2 separate regions of the Homo sapiens genome follow, and region 1 is linked to region 2. Evidence: read pairs that join two places in POLR2A ChIA-PET (ENCODE). Cell type or tissue: MCF 10A. All regions are shown on one strand.

Region 1 (4,000 bases), 200 kb after region 2:
CTAGGCATGGTGGTGCGTGCCTGTAGTCTCAGCTACTCAGGAGGCTGAGGCAGGAGAATCACTTGAACCCGGGAGGCAGAGGTTGCAGTGAGCCAGGATTGCGCCACTGCACTCCAGCCTGGGCAATAGAGTGAGAATCTGTCTTAAAAAAAAAAAAAAAAAGAAAAATGTAGCCGGGCATGTTAGCATATGCCTGTAATTCCAGCTACTCGAGAGGCTAAGGCAGGAGGATCACTTGAGCCTAGGAGTTTGACACTGTAGTAAGCCATGACTGTACCACTGCACTTCAGCCTGGGTGACAGCAAGACCCTGTCTCTATAAAAAAAAATTTTAAAAAAAAGAAGGCTAGAAAAGAAGAAAGAATAAACAGATGGCACAAATGGAAAATGAATGGCAACATGATAGACTTCAGTCTAACCACATTGATAATTACTTTAAAATCTAAAAGGTTTATATACTCCAATTAAAAGGCAGAGATTTTCAGCCTGGGTAGAAATGCAGTATTTAATACATGCTATCTACAAGAAACATACTTTACATATAAAGACACAGATAGATTCAGTATAAAGCAATGGAGAAAGATATACCATGCAAACACTAATATCAAGGAAGGCAGAGTGGCCCTTTGAGGGAGCCAGCTGGCAGCTGCCACTAAACTCTGGTGTGCCCTCGCCTGCTCCTGAGTTGCCACTGTTTGCCCTCACCCCAGAACAAGTCAGCTAGGAAGCCACACCACAGCTATGGCTTTCAAAGCCATCCGTGGAACTAGAGGTGGCAATTTATTAAATCAGAATTACCCTAGCCTGCCGCAACATCAAATCTCTGGAGAAGGTGTGTGCTGACTTGATCAGAGGTGCAAAGGAAAAGAATCTCAAAGTGAAGGATCAGTTCAGATGCCTATCAAGACTCTGAGAATCACTATAAGAAAAACGCCTCGTGATGAAGGTTCTAGGACAAGGGATCGTTTCCAGATGAGAATCCGCAAGTGACTCACTGACCTGGATGGTCCTCCCGAGATTGCTAAGCAGATTACGTCCATCTGTACTGAGCTGAGATTCAAGGTTAAAGTCACCACTGCAGATGTTTCAAGCAACTATTTTATTAACAGAATAGCAGTTGTTTAAAAGAAAAAAAGAAAGAAAGTTGAAGTGCTTCTGTTAATATCAGGCAAGGCAGACTTCCAGACAGGAATATTACCAGAGGTAAAGAGGGACATTTCATAATGATGAGTCAATTCATCATGAAGACATAATCATCCTAAATGTACACCCACTCAACAACAGAGCTCTAAAGTAGATAAAGCAAAAATGGACAAAATTGAAAAGAAAAAGTGACAAATCCACAATCCTAGTTGGAAACTGGAGACTTTGACTCTCCAGTTGAGAAAGCTCAATAATTGAGAAAAAACTCTTCCAAAGGAAGCCAGTGGAAGATATAAGCAAATAACCCAAGAGAGGTGAAGAGCAGGAGGACAGAGGGCTGCCAGACTGCTGGTCTGGGGAACATGAGGGACCCCAGCCTTTGCTCACGGTAGAAGAGGGGGCTGGAGGATGGCCACAGAGCAGGAAATGCTCCCTCCTCTGTCCACAGCCCCTAGACCTTCCCCAGAGGGAAGCACGCCAGCTCACACCACACTTCTCCTGGGGTCATTTTCAGTCCCTGATAACCCTGGATAGGGGTCAGTGTTCAACAGCCCCCACTGCCCTCAGCAGACACCTGGTTGACTATGTTTCCTCAATTACTGCACCCCCAAGCACACCATATACAATCCACAGATGACTTTCACACACACACACACACACACACACACACACACACACACACACACACACCAGACTGTCCCCTCTCTTCCCTCCTCCCCAGTGGCACCGCGTGGCATCACCCTCATTGGCGAGCAGGAATCAGAACAGAGTCTACAATGTCAGCAAAGGGCTGTATGCGACAGTCACTGAATCCAATCCCAGCTCCACCACTAATCAGCAACTAACCTCGGGCAAGTTGCTCACCTCTCTGTGCTTCAGTGTCGTCAGCTAGAATACCTACTTCAGAGGGCTGTTGTGAGGAAATGATAAGGGAACGTAAGGGAGGTATTTAGAACAGTGGCTGCCACAGAGTGAGTAACACTATATTAATGCTGGCAGTTATGGCCAGGTGCAGTGGTTCACGTCTGTAATCCCAAAACTTTGGGAGGCTGAGGCGGGTGGATCACCTGAGGTCAGGAGTTTGAGACCAGCCTGGCCAACATGGTGAAACTCCATCTCTACTAAAAATACAAAACTTAGTCAGATATGGTGTTGGGCACCTGTGATCCCAGATACGTGGGAGGCTGAGGCACGAGAATCGCTTGAACCTGGGAAGCAGAGGTTGCAGTGAGCCAAGATTGCACCACTGCACTCCAGCCTGGGCGACAGAGCAAGACTCTGTCTCAAAATAAATAAATAAATAAATAATAAAATAAAAATCCACAAAACCCCTTTTGTAATTGTGGTCTTAGATGGAAGCTCAATATATAAACAGAGAAAAGTAAGCAGCTCTGACTGAAGAAGATGACGGCCACAAACTCCCAAGCATAGGAGGAAATGACATCCTAAGGTTCCTTCCAGCTCTGGAAGCACCAGAGGACTCTAAGAAAGAATGGATCAGTCCAGAAGCACAGAGGGGGAGTGCAGACTGATAATACCCAACAGGCCATTAGGAGGGAAAATCTCAGACAGTCGAAGCAGGGAGAAGAGGAAGGACAGAGCCCAAGCCAGTGGTGCCCAAAGGAGCTGCTACCAGCAATGCCCTCAATTGCCAGTGATCAGCCAATCAAGCATCCCCCAGGATGGTGACACCCCAGCCCCCATGCTTTGGCCAAAGTCAGGCAGATAACAGCTGTCTCCTGGTCACTGTTCCTGCTGCTCTAGAGGCACAAACAGGATGTTTAGAAGCAGATGACCACAAGTGACCACAGGAAGCCATGACAACCGCCTCCAGGTAACGATCTTCTTCCCCAGCTTCTTTCCGGCTTGGCTGCCTCCAAAGACCAGACAAAAAGACTTCAAGTGCCAACTTCCAAAGAGAGAGAAGGGGGAGGAGTTCTTGGAAAGTTCAGGACACAGCAGAAGAGGCCATTTGAGGTGGTGAGGCAGGGAAGAAATGAGACCACCCAGCTATCCCAACAGCTACCTCACCTCAAAGACGCATTGTGCCTGATGAAGCTAAGCAGGGGTGAAGAAACTGCACATCCACTGCTTGGGACAGAGGACCTTCCAAGACAGGCAGCATGTGACCAGGCAGGCTCAGGAGGGCTGCCAAGTCGTGTCTCTGAGGAGTGACTGCAGTGTTCCAGGCATCACGACCACTCCTCCACACCCACCCCAGAGGAGCCCATCCCACTCAGCTGTCCCAGAGCACATCAGTGATGAGAAACTGCCTTAGCCGGCCAGCCGAGCCAGGAGTACACAGGGGAAATGGCAAATCCAGAGGAAACCAAGTGCAGGCCATTGGACACTCCCATTTCCACCTAAGGAAGAGGAATGTTCCTGGAAACAGAGGGGGCAAAGCTCGGCCAGGACTCTCTGAGCCACTTCAAACCTCCAACAGAGCCCAGGGTGGGTCCCACAGATCAACTACCCCTAAAGGGGTACAGTCACTGGGCCAGCTTCATGACACAGCTGTGTCCACTCAGTGTACAACCACCAAGTTCACAGTCCAGAAAACCAACTCTCCTTTTTTCTACTGCTACTAGGAGCCTCAGGGGCCAGACCACCCCATGAGGCTTTCTGGATGCCTAGAGTGCTAGGAGAAGCCCAGGGCTGATCTGGGAGTGGATCTCAGCACAGCTCCCTGTGGCAGCTCTCACTAATATTAGTGTTAGATGAGCGATTAGTATAAACCAAGCCACCAAGCCACCTCCTCCCCCACCACTTCCTCATGAAAGCCACCAAAGAGGCTCAGGGGAAATTAAAAGTCATATAACCAAAACCCAACTTAACACCACCAGCCCAAGGGTGTGGCC
Region 2 (4,000 bases):
CCTCATAGAACATTTAAAAATAAAATTAAAAGATCTGTTCTGACTTCTGAAATGTTAGTAACCAGCAGTAGGGATCTGACATTGAATAATAGTCCTCTTCCAGAAACAAAAGCAGTATTAACATTTGTCCTTTTTTCTTTTTCAATTAAAGCTGGTGCTGCTGGAGTTGCTGGTCTTTGATGCTGAGGGATTACGTTTCTGATAGTTACCGAAAGGATAATAACAAAACTTTTATTGTGCTCTAATTTAGACATTAGTTCAAATGAAACAAAATTAAACATGCCCCTATCTAGTGGATGTATACCTTCTAAATGGCACATAGTGGCTTTTATACATGCCTTCTATAAACAGTATGACCAGGAAAGCATTGACTTTATCAGGCATTCCCTCACAATTGTTAGGGCCATCAGACCTTCCTCATTCCAGGGGATGAGTTTTTGTCATCCCTGGAAATCATCCAATATCTGACTATTTGTTTTTGACTTAAAAAGGGGTAATGAAATGGAAAGAAACTGAAATGGGAGTCAGAAGCTAACAAGTTCTGTGATCCTGGGCAGGAACCTTCATGCAAATTGTATCTTTACGGGCCTAACTTTGTTGACCCATGCCTCAATTTCATCACCTGCAAAATTAGGGTTTTGAACCAGATTATCTCTGAAGTTTCAACTCTCAAACTGCATGTTTTCCTTTGAGCTAAAGCCAATATTCTATTTGGAATTTTCACTTTATCATAAATAATTATAGCTATAGTGTATTACATATTTAACCTGTGCTAAACATTTCATATATATTATTGCATTTTAATGCTAGCATAACTTGAAAGGTAGTTTTTTTTTAATCACCATCTTTCAGATGAGGAAACTGAGGTAGAGAGTGGTTAGATAATTTTTGAAGGTCATACAGCTATGTACTTTGTTTATTCTTCCCTTAAGATAATTACTGTATTTTTGCCTTATTTGTGTACTTCTCAAGTCACCTGCCAGTTTATACAAATATTTATTCTGTGCTTTATATTGGCTGCTTCATAAGGGTTCATCTCATCTTCAGCTACTTAAGAATGAAGATTGTGTCTTATAGTTTATATCTCTCATAGGGACATGAAACTTTGTATATTTCCAAAATGGAAGGTCTTTTAAAAATAAAATAAAAAAAACAAGCAAATGACTCCTTTCCTCCCTCAATCTTTCTAAGCTTACACTTTCTGAAATTTGTTATGATTATTATATCACTCTCCCCAGCCTCATTATTACTGAAATTCCTGATCTTTGTTTGATGTTATCAACACAGTTTTTTTTCTTTCACCTTTCTCCCTAGATGTTGATGTCTTATGAATTTACCTTTTTTTTTTTAAGAGGGAGAGGTCTCACTGTGTCGCTCAGGCTGGAGTACAGAAGCTATTTGCAGGCACGATCATAGCTTGCTGTAGCCTTGAACTCTTAGGCTTTATTTCTCCTGATTGTTAAGATAATACAACCTCCATATTTGCAAACATCTGGATTCTGCTAAGCTTAAGTTTTGTTTTAGTTTCTTCTCCTTTAGCCTTTCACTGTCAAGTGCATTGCTGTTAAAATTACAGGTCCTTGATCTTTTTGTAGTTCATAAACATGATGATTGGGCTTTCACACTTGTTTGAGGTGTGTCTTCCTCAAACCTTATAGTGTCAGCACATTGCCTGTCTGATGTGGGAAAAAAAAATTACAGGTTCTTGTTTCCTGTGATTTGCTTTTCCATTTTTTCCCTATCTCATTTGGTTACCTATCCCTTACTCACTCTGTGACCAAGGCATCTCCTCTGGGCCTCAGTTTCCTCATCTGTGTAATGAAGGAGTTCACTTAACTGATTTTCTTTTATTTTGGCAAGGTCCAGCTCTGACATCCTTGAAATCTAAGATGGTACCAGATCTGCCTTCTCTGTTTCATCCCCAGTACCTAGGATAAATCTAGCCACACAGAAAGGCTTATTAAACTTTTGTTGACATTTTTTTTTAATTTGGGGTCTGTGTGTCTACTCTAGTTTCTTGGAGATTTTTTTCTTATTTTCATTCTGTAGTTACCTACTGTACCTTTAAACTTTTATTTCTCAAGGACAGTTTGTTTCAGCCTTGAAAGATCCTTCATTCAGTTCAGTTCAGGCATTTCTTGGCCAGGTACTGGACTAGCTACTGGGAATGCAAAAATGAATTAGATGCTGTCACTGTCCTTAAAAAGCTTCAAATGAGGTGAAGGACTCATAAGAAGATAACTCATAAAATGTAATATGTCCTCTGCTAGAGTTTGTGCCTGGGGTGCTCTGAGAACGCAAAGGAGGGTCCCTCTGGAATGCCAAGGAGCACAGAAAGCTTCTGGGAAGAGATGATGCTATAGCTAAGTCTAGAAAGACAGAGTTAGTCCTGTGAAAAATAGGGAAGAAGCATGCCTAGGGAAAGAACAAGGATAAAGGGGACAGAGTTACAGGAGATAGAAGGTTGGCAGGTGACTGGCCTTGGAAGGCTTTTTGTGCCTGTTTGTAATAGGGAAGTACTAAAAGATTTCAGCAAGAAAATGTCTTTTCATATTACATTTTTATATGTGTCTTTTTATTTTAAAGAGATCTGCTAACATGGGCCGTATTTGTGGTCGTTAGGGGAACCAAGTGTTTTCTCTGGAAAGGTTGTCTTTTATCTTCTTTTTCAGATTATCTTAGTCTGGCGCTCTGCAGTTTCTTTATGATATATCTAGGTGTGGATTTCGTTTTATTTCTTCTGCTTTGTTTTCATTGGGCATCTTGAGTTTGTGAATTGGTGTCTTTCATTGTTAGGAGATTATCAGCCATTATCTCATCAAGTATTGCCTCGGTCCCATTCACTCTGTCCTTTCTGGAACTGCAGTTTAAACATATGGGGACTATACTAACGTAGTGCTTCTATTTTCCATCTTTATCTCTGTATTGTAGTGTAGATAATTCCTTCTGACTAGTCTTCCAATTTGGTAATTTTCTCTTCAGTTGTCACATGTGTTCTTAAACTCTGTCCATTAGGTTAAGAAGAAACTGGAAAGCTTTTTATTCCTCCAAAGTAGGTTATGCCATTTTACACTCCCACCAACAGTGTGTGGGAATTCCAGTTGTTGACATTCCCAGTATTTTGTGTTGTTGTTCCTTTTAATTGTAGCCTTCTTATGAGTATGTAGTGGTATCTCATTGTGGTTTTAATTTACATTTCCCTGGTCACTAATGATGGGGAGCACTTCTTCATGTGCCTATTGGCCATTCATTTATTTTTGTCTTTGAAGTATCTGTTCGAATGTTTTGCTCATTTAAAAAATTACGCGTCTTTTTATTGAGTTAGAGGTTTTTATATATTCTGAATACAAGTCAGATATATGTGTTATAAACATTTTCTCCCAGTCTGAGCTTTATAGATCTATTCTCTTTTTTTTTTTTCTTTTTTTTTCTTTTTTTGAGATGGAGTCTCACTCTGTCGCCCAGGCTGGAGTGCAGTGGCGTGATCTCGGCTCACTGCAAGCTACACCTCCTGGGTTCACGCCATTCTCCTGCCTCAGCCTCCCAAGTAGTTGGGACTACAGGTGCCCGCCACCACGCCCAGCTAATTTTTTTGTGTTTTTAGTAGAGACAGGGTTTCACCGTGTTAGCCAGGATGGTCTCGATCTCCTGACCTCGTGATCCACCTGCCTCAGCCTCCCAAAGTGCTGGGATTACAGGCGTGAGCCACCACGCCTGGCCTAGATCTGTTTTCTTAATGATGTCTTCTAATGCTTAGAAGTCTTTAATTTTGATACTACCCATTGGGTTTTGTGACATTTTTTGTTTTTGCTTGAGACAGAGTCTTACTCTGTTGCCCAGGCTGGAATGCAGTGGCACGATCTTGGCTCACTGCAACCTCTGCCTCCCAGGTTCAAGCAATTCTCATGCCTCAGCCTCCCAAGTAGCTGGGATTAACAGTTGTGTGCCACGCACAGCTAATTTTTATTAGAGACAGAATTCTTCAGTGTTGCCTTGGCTA

What was found. Peaks named below come from ENCODE experiments on the same cell type or tissue, not always from the same donor. Only the 100,000 strongest peaks of a DNase experiment are listed, where the experiment ranks them.
Region 1: POLR2A ChIA-PET joins it to region 2 with 6 read pairs; 2 of 35 experiments call an interaction of 5 or more read pairs at or near these places.

What each region holds. Positions count from the first base shown.
Region 1 is chr12:120,246,710-120,250,709 of GRCh38, forward strand. The region is part of intron 1 of PXN (paxillin); the gene reads right to left. It also overlaps the pseudogene RPS20P31. Among named protein-coding and RNA genes, the nearest start is that of PXN, 17 kb to the right of the region's middle. RefSeq lists an enhancer at 3,836-3,885. In MCF 10A, no CTCF peak of the experiment used is centred here; DNase peaks (open chromatin) are centred at 1,052 and 2,042.
Region 2 is chr12:120,046,847-120,050,846 of GRCh38, forward strand. The region is part of intron 2 of BICDL1 (BICD family like cargo adaptor 1); the gene reads left to right. LOC124903114 (small nucleolar RNA U13) reads left to right here and starts at 1,584; the gene lies at 1,584-1,682. In MCF 10A, no CTCF peak of the experiment used is centred here; no DNase peak of the experiment used is centred here.